Regions from separate parts of the Homo sapiens genome. Here region 1 is linked to region 2. A link is an interaction called in ENCODE POLR2A ChIA-PET data of the cell type or tissue named here. Cell type or tissue: GM12878. All regions are shown on one strand. Links, peaks and the distances in the headings refer to the core of each region. The heading gives the core; the rest is flanking DNA.

Region 1 (5,371 bases), core at 73-5,072, 340 kb after region 2:
CATGGGGAATAGACATGGGTCCTGCCCTTCTGGAGGGAATATTTTCATGGTGGAGACAGACAAACGACTAAGCGAAAAATAAAATGATTTGAAATGGGGTTGAGTACCGTTTAAAAAACTAACAAGGGGTTACAATAGTGAGTTGTTCAGGCGTGGGAGGTGCGAGGGTGGACTTCACATGCTGGAGGCAAGATCAGGAGGTAATTTGGTCCTCCAGTGAGTGAGACCTGCGTTTCCAATAGAAAAGTCACGTTCAGGGTTGGATTCTTAAGCAGTGGGAAAGTGGTTAGCAGCTGTAACTTGATATCCCAGGCATAATCTGAAGGACACTACAGAGACCTGCTCTTTGCCCCTGATTCAATCAGAAAGCAAAGCAGATGTTGTATTAATAGTTTTCCAGTCCAATGGCCAAGAGAAAACAAAATATGTCATACATGTGGTTGTATTTAAAGGCAAGATTACAACACATGTTCAACAAACGTTCGCTGTTGCTGGAGCAAGGAATTCCATTCGTAATCGCAGCTGAGTTAATCTAATTAACTGCAAATGAAGATGCCTGTTTTCAAGTGCAGCCAACACAGTCAGGGTACACAGTATTTACAATGTTTTCCCCTCTTCTTTCCTTGCAAGGCCGCAACCTGCCATGCTGTTTTTAAATGCCCAAGAGCTGGTGACAAGAGGGTTTCCCTTTGCCATCTGGACCTGATTGCCTTAGAGGTAAAGATTCAATACCCTTAAGAAGTTAGATTCTAAAAGATTATAAATTGGTGCCACTGCTTTTGATTGCAATTGATCAATTTCCGGATAGAGATTGCACAATCCATGAAGACACACAACACTCTCAGAAGTCACTGCTCCATGCTGTGCCCCTCATCCCTGCCTGGGAGCTCGGTATCTCTGCCTCCCACCTTGCTAACCAGCACCTCTGCCTTCACTCAGAGCGCTCAGGACATAGCTGTAAGCCACTCAAAAACAGTTCTTGAAATCTCAAGTTCAATACTGGCCTCCTAAATCCTAGCAATTCCCAGAGGAGTGAGAGGTGGGAGGTGGCAAGGATGAAAGGCTGATTTTAGCTCTGCATTTGGGGCCTCTTGAATCATCTTTATTTGATGGGAAACTGGGAAGACTGGGGGAGGATAACGTATTAAGCTTATTCCATTGAAAAGACCTCACTAAGATATCAGGAAAAAGTCAGATGATAATATTAGATTTACAAACCACAGGCGGTTTGCCTTCTCATCCCCTACAGGCTGAAAGCTCCAGGGCCATGACATTTTAGGCACCCTGAGGCAGAGGGGTTAGAGTATGGGCTTTGGACTCAGGCAGCCCTGAGTTCAAATCCCAGTTCTACCATTTACTGCATGTTAAACGTTCATACATTGCTTAACCCCCTGAGCTTCCATTTTCTCATCTGGGAAATGGGTATGACACCATCTGCTTCTCAGAGTTGTCCTGAGGATGGGAAATGATGCCTATGAAAATGTCAAGGTCAGCCGGGCGCGGTGGCTCACGCCTGTTATCCCAGCACTTTGGGAGGCCAAGGTGGGCAGATCTCGAGGTCAGGAGATCGAGACCATCCTGGCTAACACGGAGAAACCCCATCTCTACTAAAAATACAAAAAATTAGCCAGGCGTGGTGGCAGGTGCCTGTAGTCCCAGCTACTTGGGAGGCTGAGGCAGGAGAATCGCTTGAACCCGGGAGGCAGAGGTTGCAGTGAGCTGAGATTCCACCACTGCACTCCAGCCTGGGTGACAGAGCGAGACTCTGTCTCAAAAAAAAAAAAAAAAAGAAAGAAAGAAAAAGAAAATGTCAAGGTTGTTGCCTGCCCGAGACTCTGTCTCAAAAAAAAAAAAAGAAAAAAAAGAAAAAGAAAATGTCAAGGTCGTTGCCTGCCCTGTAGTTTGCACCTGCGTTGAGTAAACAGTACGTTCTCGCTGCCACCCTCACCTTCTCCAGATTTTCACTTTTCCCTCCCACTTTCCTCTGGAGGCTGCCTGCACTCTAAGCCATCTCCATGATGTCATCTAACCCAGATCTTTCCAATTCTTCCTAAGACCAGACATTTTTCAGGGGCAATGCTGGGTGACAGCCATTAGTCCAAGCTGTGGCCAAGGAAAGTGCTCTATCCCTGTCCAAGGGCAATTCCCAAGTGGGTTCCCTGTAACAATAACGAATGCCTGTGAGCATTCCTTGCAAGAATTATTATTATTATTTGTGAGACGGAGTCTCACTCTGTTGCTTAGGCTGGAGTCCAGTGGCATGATCTTGGCTCACTGCAACCTCCACCTTCTGGGTTCAAGTGATTCTTCTGCTTCAGCCTCCCCAGTAGTTGGGATTACAGGCGCCCACCACCACGCCCAGCTAATTTTTGTATTTTTAGTAGAGACGGGGTTTCACCATGTTGGCCAGGCTGACCTCAAGTGATCTGCCCGCCTCAGCCTCCCAAAGTGCTGGGATTACAGGCGTGAGCCACCACACCTGGCAATAATAATTTTATTTTAAAAGGAATTCTGTGCTCTTATTAATTTAGGAAATACTTAGGGATTCACAGTGCACATTAGCATATTAAGGGTTCTGAGAAATCCTGTAGCAAATAAACCCATTTAGCTTTGTTTATGCTAACTTTCCCACTTGAGCTGACCTGGCCACATCATGTTATCCCTCTTCTTTTCTCAGAGTGCTTTCCTTTAACTCCTCTCAATTCATCCTCCCAAAACCCTCTCACCCACTTTCACAGATGTGGAAATGGGGTTCAGAGAGGTGAAGTGACTTGCCCATGATGGCTCAGCTGGGTAGCACCAGAACCAGCTGCTTTCTTCCTGAGTCCAAGGCTCTTTTCTCTACATCTGGAAGAAACAGCTGAATACATCCCTTTCTGGCTAAACAACCACAGAATCTGTCAATCATTGCCTGGGCTCCTGGGATGACATCGCCCAACAATTTCATTTTCTCAACAATGGGAAAACCAGAAAAGGGAAGAGATTTGTCCAAAAGTGACAGGAACAGGGGTGGCAGAGCCAGAACTGGCACCCAGCCTACTAACGCCCAGGCCAGGCCATCTTCACCTTATGCCTGGGGCCCACCTGTCTGGCTCAGACCCCTCAGTCATCTTCATTACAGCTTTCTTCCCTCCAATACTAGAATACACTGTCCAATAGATCTTTCTGTGGTAACAGAAATGTTCTATAGCTGTGCTATCCAATACGGTAACCACTAACTACATGTGGCTATTGAGATGTATCTAGTGCAAATAGGAAGTAAATGTTTAATGCTATTTAATTTTACTTAATTTACACTTGAATGGCCACATGTGGCTAATGCCTACCATATTGGACAAGGCAACTCTAGAGGTCAGAAATGAAGGCCAGGCATGGTGGCTCATGCCTATAATCCCAGCATTTTGGGAGGCTGAGGCAGGAGGATTGCCTGAGCCCAGGAGTTCGAGACCAGCCTAGGCAACATAGGGAGACCTCATCTGTATAAAAATAGCCAGGCATGGTGGCACGCACCTGTAATCCCAGCACTGTGGGAAGCTGAAGTGGGAGGATCACTTGAGTCCACGAGTTCAAGACCAGCCTGGGCAACATGGCAAATCCCCATCTCTACAAAAAATTAAAAAATTATGGTAGCCTGAGCCTGTGGCCCCAGCTACTCGGGAAGCTGAGGCAGGGGGATTGCTTGAAGTTGAGGCTGCAGTGAGCCATGATCCTGCCATTGCACCCCAGCCTGGGTGACAGAGCAAGATCCTGTCTCAAAAAAGAAAATAAATCATATCATAGCAAGTCTACTGAGATCCACTCCATGTAATTATCATATGAATAGAAGATCCTTGTAAGAACTGTTGAGGCTAAACTGCCTGGACCTTGTTGGGGGCTAAATTCCCTTTCATCAGGGCACAACCTGAGATGTCTTTGCTCAAGCTATTTCTTCCTTCCCTGGCAGCATCCTACCCAGCTTCTAATCTAAGCTCAAACACACCCTCCTTCAGGAAGATTTGCTGTTCTACCTTCTCCCCACCAAGCAGAGTGAAGGGATTCTTCTTTGGAACTCCCACTCTCCTTTATTTATCTCCAGATGGATGAAAAAGGAAGAGGGTTTCTGTTTTGCTAAAAGCCCTCTGGTGAGCAAGTGGATGAAAGAGGAGAGAGTTTGCCTGGGGCAGGGGTGGAAGGGGGAGTCGTGGCAGGGGCAAATGCTAGGTAGCTTGAGAGAGATAAAGAAGATGTAATTAGAGAAGAGGGGTGATATGTGATTTAACCTTCTCCTTTATCTGCCCTACAACATCTTTAGTGAAAGTCGACATTGCAAACCACAGTGACACGTGGATAAAACTCACGTTGTTGGGGGGAGAAGAGCAAAACATATGCTTCACAATAAAAACACTCAGTATCCTAGGAATAGGAGGGAACTTCCTCAACCAGATAAAGGGCATCTATGAAAAACCCAGAGCTAACATCACACTTAATCGTGAAAGACTGAAAGCTTTCCCTCTAAAATCAGAAACAAGAAAAGGATGTCTACTACTGCCACTGCTATTCAACATTGTTCTGGAAAATTCTAGGCAGAACAAGTAGGCAAGAGAAAAGAAGAGGTATCCAGATTGGAAAGGAAGAAATAAAACTGTCTCTGTTTGACAGTTGTCATAACCTTGTACATAGAAGATTATGAAGAAGCTACCAAAAACTATTTGAATGACTAAACAAGTTTAGTATGGTTGCAGGATACAAGATCAATATGCAAAAACCAGCTGTAGTTCTTCTATATGTTGAAAAGAAGAAAATTTAGAACGAAATTAAGAAAAATTCATTCACAAGAGCATCAAAAAGGATAAAAAATAAGGCCAGGCATGGTGGCTCATGCCAGTTAATCCCAGCACTATGGGAGGCTGAGGAAGGAGGATCACTCAAGCCCAGGAGTTTGAGACCACCTGAGCAACACGGCAAGACTCTATCTCTACCAAAAATTTTAAAAAATTAGCCAGGTGTAGTGGCCATGCCTGCAGTCCTAGTTACTCAGGAGGTTGAGGTGGGAGGATCACTTGAACTCAGGAGATTGAGGCTGCAGTGAGCTATGATCTGGCCACTGTACTCCAGCCTGGGTGTCAGAGAGAGAGACCCTGTCTCTAAATGAAAATAAATAAATACATAAAATTTTAAAAAAGAATGAAATACTTAGGAATACATTTAACCAAAGAAGTATGAGGCTTTTTACATTGCAAAACTATATAACATTGTTGAAAGAAACTAAAGAAGACCTAAATAAATGGAAAGACATCCCATGTTTATAGATGGAAAAGTTTAATATTAAGATAGCAAAACTTCTCAAATTGATCTACAGATTCAATGCCATCCTTTCAAAATACCAGCTAAC
Region 2 (5,371 bases), core at 286-5,285:
CAGGACCAAGGTGCCAGGAAAGGCAGGGCCACCCATTGGGGCCAAGGGGACCCAGCCAGCACTAGAGCAATGGCTCTACCTGTGATGGACAGAGGAGGAGCCTGGGGCAAAGACTGGGAGGCAGGACTGGGTCAGCCTGGCCAGGAAATAGCAGGAGCCAGGCCCCTTACCCTGCTCCTGTCAGTGGGGTCTTTGTTCCCCCTCCCAGGCCCTCCTTCCCAACACCCATGGTCTGCTCGCTGTCCCCGAGGCCACAGGGCATGGTGCAGAGCTGACATCATTTGATGTGTCTGCAGCAGTCACCGGCTGTGCAAGATGACATTCTTAGATCACTCCAGGAGCTGGTACGTGTGTCCAGGTGAGAGGTGAACTTGGTGACTTTCATAATCAGGAAAAAATATTAAGCTGCCTGTACCCACGCGTTTCAGTTTCCTAGGGGTGTTGTAAAAAATCACCACAAACAGGGCAGCTTAAAGCACCAGAAATGGATTTTCTCAGAGCTCTGTAGACCAGAAGACAGAAATCAAGTTGTCCAGCAGGCCCACTGGGTACACTCACAGGTAGCTGGGGTGAGGATTTCAACATATCTTTTTGGGGAATATAATTGGGCTCACAACACCATAGGGCCCTGATTTTGTTTAAAAACCACATTGGTGGCTGGGTGCAGTGACTCACGCCTGTAATCTCAGCACTTTGGGAGGCCGAGGCAGGAGATCCTCTTGAGTCCAGGGGTTCGAAATCAGCCTAGGCAACATAGCCAGACCCTGTCTCTACAAAAAATTAAAAAATTAGCCAGGCTTGGTGGTGTGCACCTGTAGTCCCAGCTCCTTGGGAGGCTAAAGGAGGAGGATCACTTGAGCCCAGGAGGTGGAGGCTGCAGTGAGCCATACCCGTGCCACTGCACTCCAGCCTGGGCCACAGAGTGAGACCCTGTTTCTAAAAAACTTTTTTAATTTGAAAGACAAAAAAACACACACTTTCATATGTTCCGTTTCTTGATCCAGATGCTTATTACATGGGAGTTTTTGCCCGAAAATTCCATCAAGCTATACATTTATGATCCATGCATTTTTCTGCACATATGTTATATTTCAATCAACGTATTCTAAAGCACACACATGCTGAAAACAGCCGACCTACCATGGGGTTAACAGAGGCCTCCCCTGGGGGGTAGGTTTATGGATTTCATTTTTCTCCGTTATGTTCCAAGTTGTCTGCAATAAGCCTGCATTCACTTTGTGGAATAAAAAATACATGTATGTCATTAAAAAAGTGCTAGAGATGGCACATTCCCTCTCAGATCCTTCCCTGCTCCCAAAACTATTGTAAAAGGAGGTGAGGATTCGAATGGAAATTTGGCTGCCTCAAGATTCTTTCCAAATTAATATTTTTAGCACGATTACGCACCGCTTCAAATGTCCTGCTAATGATATGTTGTCCTGATTATCCAAACTGTCTTTCTGCGGAGTGATTTGTGTGGCTCCAGCAGGAATCTCACCTGTGTCCTCTTCCGGAGGGCGAGGTAATAATAGGACTGACCTCATGGGTGGCCAGGAGGCTTAGCTGGGATAATGCACATGAAACCCCATGCACGGGGCTCTGGCACAGGGGACCGGCTGCCTCAAGTACCCTCCTGATTAGGGAATGCCCAGAGAGCGGCCCAGGTGCCTCAGGGTCCTCGGTTCATGGCTCAGTTTATTTGGGGAAGTCTGAGACCCTCCCCTGTTCCATGTTGTCATCCCTGCGGGATGGACAGGGATGCTGGGGGCTGCCCTTCTCTGGCATGTTTTCCCGTTTTGCTCCCCCACTTTTTAAATTTAAATTTAAATTTTTATTTATTTTGTTTTTTTGAGATGGAGTCTCACTTTGTCACCCAGGCTGGAGTGCAGTGGTGTCATCTCAGCTCACTGCAACCTCTGCCTCCTGGGCTGAAGTGATTCTCTTGCCTCAGCCTCTCAAGTATCTGGGACTACAGGTGCCTGCCACCATGCCCGGCTACTTTTTGTATTTTTAGTAGAGATGGGATTTCACCATGTTGGCCAGGCTGGTCTCAAACTCCTGACCTCAAATGATCTGCCCACCTCAGCCTCCCAAAGTACTGAGATTACAGGCGTGAGCTGCTGCGCCCGGCCCCGCTTTGCCCCCTTTTAATGAATCTTGGTGCCCTTTTCCTTCTGTCTTCCTCACTTGTTAGGGTTGTGTGCTATTTCATCTTGTGCGTTTAAGACATGGGGTCATCACTGTTCTGTGATCACAGGAAAGCTCAAAGGAAGCTGACAGCGGTGAGATGGTGGCAGGACTGGAGGAGATAGAGAGGGGATGTGTGTCCTTGTGTCTCCTGGGTCTCTGCTGCCACCCAACCCCCCGCCCCCCCCCCCCACTCTTGGCTTTGGAATTTGGGCTGAGTTGTATATGAACCTGGTCTCCTTGGCCAATATCTGTCCAAATTACCAATGCAGAAATCCTCTGTCCCAGCTGGTCTGCAGCCCAGCAGTAATCCTACAGATAAACTGGGGCTTGTGAGACCTTATTTACCTCTGAGGTTATTTTTTGCAACATTGTAAAAGCGAAAGATTGAAACAACCTAAACCCCCTTCAGTAGGGCACTAGTTAAAAATAAATGGCACCATCTGTATAACCGCATATGCTATGCAGCTGTGAAAAACCAGGGAGGAAGCATTTCCAAGCTTTATTAGGTAAGAAAAGCAAGTATGCACAAAGCAAGTATACCTCTTTGTGTAAAAAGGGGAGGACGTGAGAATATATTCCTGTGAGCTTACATTGCATAAACTACAGCTACTCACTGAATGGTGAAATGTTACTTGTGGAGGTGGAAGTGAAACTTCGTGGTTAGGGGACTTGGGGTTGAGAGCAGGACACAGATTTGTTCATTGCCTTTTGGTGAGCATGTACACGCACAACTTTTCAAAATCTTAAACTTAGAAAAATGTAACATCATTAAAGCATAGCATGTTTTGAGTGTAGCGGTTTCGGTTTGAGTGTCACACTGGATCTTGTTTCAGCCTGTCAGCTGTGTGACCTTGGGTAAGTTACTTAACTGCTCCGTTTCCCCATCAACAGAATGCAGTTCCAACCTTGGGCTACTCAGATGGGTAAATGAAATAAACTACTCCCTCCTTCCCTCCTCCCCATCCTCCTCTCCTCCCCTCCCCCATCCCCTCCTCTTCCCTCTCCGCTCCGCCTCCTCCTCCCTCTCCCCTCCCCTCTTCCTCCTTCTCCCCTCCTCCTCCCTCTCCCCTCCCCTCCTCCTCCCTCTCTCCTCCTCCTCCCTCTCCCCTCCCCTCCTCCTCCCTCTCCCCTCCCCTCCTCCTCCCTCTCCCCGCCCCTCCTCCTCCCTCTCCCCTCCCCTCCTCTCCTCGTCCCTCTCTCCTCCTCCCCCTCCTCCCCTTCCCTCCTCTCCCTCCTCCGCTTCCCTCCTCCCCCTACTCCCCCTCCTCCCTTCCCCCTCCCCTCCTCCCTTCCCCCTCCCCTCCTCCCTTCCCCCTCCCCTTTCCCCTTCCCTGTCCTCCCTCCTACCCTCCCCTTCCCCTTTCCTTCCCCCTTCCCCCTCCCCCTTCCTCCTCCTCCCTCTACCTCTCCCCTCTTCCCCCTCTTTTCCTCTTTCCCTCCCCCTCTTTTCCTCTTTCCCTCCCCCTCTTTTCCTCTTTCCCTCCCCCTCTTTTCCTCCTTCCCTCCTCCCTCTGCCCCTCCCCCTCCCCCTCCTCCCATTTCTTCCCCTTCCCCCTCCCCTCTCTGCCCCCCACCTTGCTTTCATTCCCCTCCCCCTTCCTCCTTCCCTCCCCCTCCTCCCCTTTCTTTCCCTCCCCCTCCTCCCCTTTCTTTGCCTCCTCTCCCCCCTTTCCCCCTCCTCTCCCCACTTTCCCCCTCCTCTCCCCACTTTCTCCCTCCTCTTCTTCCTCCCCCTGCTTTCCTTCCTCCCCCTTCCTCCCTCTCCCTTTCTCCCTCCCCCTTCTACTACTCTCCCCTCTGTCCCTCCTGCTTTCCTCCCTGCCTTCCCTGCCATGCCTTTTCCCCTCCCACCTTCCCTCCCTCCCTCCCTCCTGCCTCCCCCACCTTCCCCTGTATATATGTTGGTTAATATCCAAAATATATAAAGAACTCCTACAACCCAATAGCAAAAAACCAAATAGCTCCAAAAATGGGCAAAGGACCTGAGCAGACTCTTCCCCAAAGAAGACAAATGAATGGTCAAGAGGCATATGAAAAGGTGCTTGACGCCACTCAGCAGGGAAATGCAAATCCAAAGAACAGTAGGCTATGGCCTCACACCTATTAGGGTGGCCATTCTCAAACAGAAGGTGGCCAGGCGCGGTTGCTCACGCCTGTAATCTCAGCACTTTGGGAGGCTGAGGCAGGTGGGTCACTAGGTCAGGAGTTCAAGACTAGCCCGGCCAACATGGTGAAACCCTGTCTCTACTAAAAATACAAAAAGTAGCCGGGCATTGTGGCGGACACCTGTAATCCCAGCTACTCAGGAGGCTGAGGCATGAGAATCGCTTGAACCCAGAAGGCGGAGGTTGCATGAGCCGAGATTGGGCCATTGCACTCCAGCCTGGGTGACAAAAGGGAAACTCCATCTCAAAAAAAATAATGAAAAATAAAAACCCAGAAGGCAACAAATGTTGGCAACGTTGGGCAGAAAAAGGAACCCTTGTGCACTGTGGTGTGAATGAATGTAAGACGGTGTAGCCACGATAGAAAACAGCATGGAGTTGTCTCGAAAAGTGAAACAGAACCACCACGTGATCCAGCAGTCCCACTTCTGGGTGTGGATCCAAAAGAATCAAATTCAGGACCTCAGAAAGAGATCTGCATATCCATTGCAGCACTACTCACAATAGCCAAGATACAGAAGCGACTCAGATGTCCAGAAGCTGATGAGTGGATAAAGAAAACATGGTAGAGTGATACAGTGGAATATTATTCACTCTTAAAAGGGAACAGGCCAGGCGTGGTGGCTCACACCTGTAATCCCAGCACTTTGGAGGCCGAAGTAGGTGAATCACCTGAGCTCTGGAGTTCTAGACCAGCCTGGCCAACATGGTGAAAACTCATCTCTACTAAAAATACAAAAAATTAGCCGGGCGTGGTGGTGGGTGCCTGTGATCCCAGCTACGTGGGAGGTGAGGCATGAGAACTGCTTGAACCCGGGAGGCAGAGGTTGCAGTGACCCAAGATCTTGCCACTGTACTCCAGCCTGGGCAAGAGTGAGACTCGCTCTCAAAAAAAAAAAAAAAAAAAAAAAAAGAAGAAGAAAAAGAAAACTATTTTATTTATTTATTTATTTATTTATCTATCTATTTATTTATTTTGAGACGGAGTCTCACTCTGTCACCACACTGGAGTGCAC

The links. Peaks named below come from ENCODE experiments on the same cell type or tissue, not always from the same donor. Only the 100,000 strongest peaks of a DNase experiment are listed, where the experiment ranks them.
Region 1: POLR2A ChIA-PET joins it to region 2 with 7 read pairs; 2 of 35 experiments call an interaction of 5 or more read pairs at or near these places.

The regions. Positions count from the first base shown.
Region 1 is chr16:14,008,718-14,014,088 of GRCh38, reverse strand. It overlaps LINC02185 (long intergenic non-protein coding RNA 2185), which reads left to right. Exons shown (of 3, transcript NR_110909.1): 2 at 631-717; 3 at 4,292-4,813. It also overlaps a transcript of MRTFB not described here. Among named protein-coding and RNA genes, the nearest start is that of LINC02185, 4.6 kb to the left of the region's middle. In GM12878, for the core only: no CTCF peak of the experiment used is centred there; no DNase peak of the experiment used is centred there.
Region 2 is chr16:14,352,437-14,357,807 of GRCh38, reverse strand. No RefSeq gene overlaps it. Among named protein-coding and RNA genes, the nearest start is that of LINC02130, 15 kb to the left of the region's middle. RefSeq lists enhancers at 558-607, 2,924-3,023, 3,997-4,526 and a silencer at 3,144-3,203. In GM12878, for the core only: no CTCF peak of the experiment used is centred there; DNase peaks (open chromatin) are centred at 422 and 2,887; H3K4me3 peaks cover 429 bases; H3K27ac peaks cover 2,903 bases.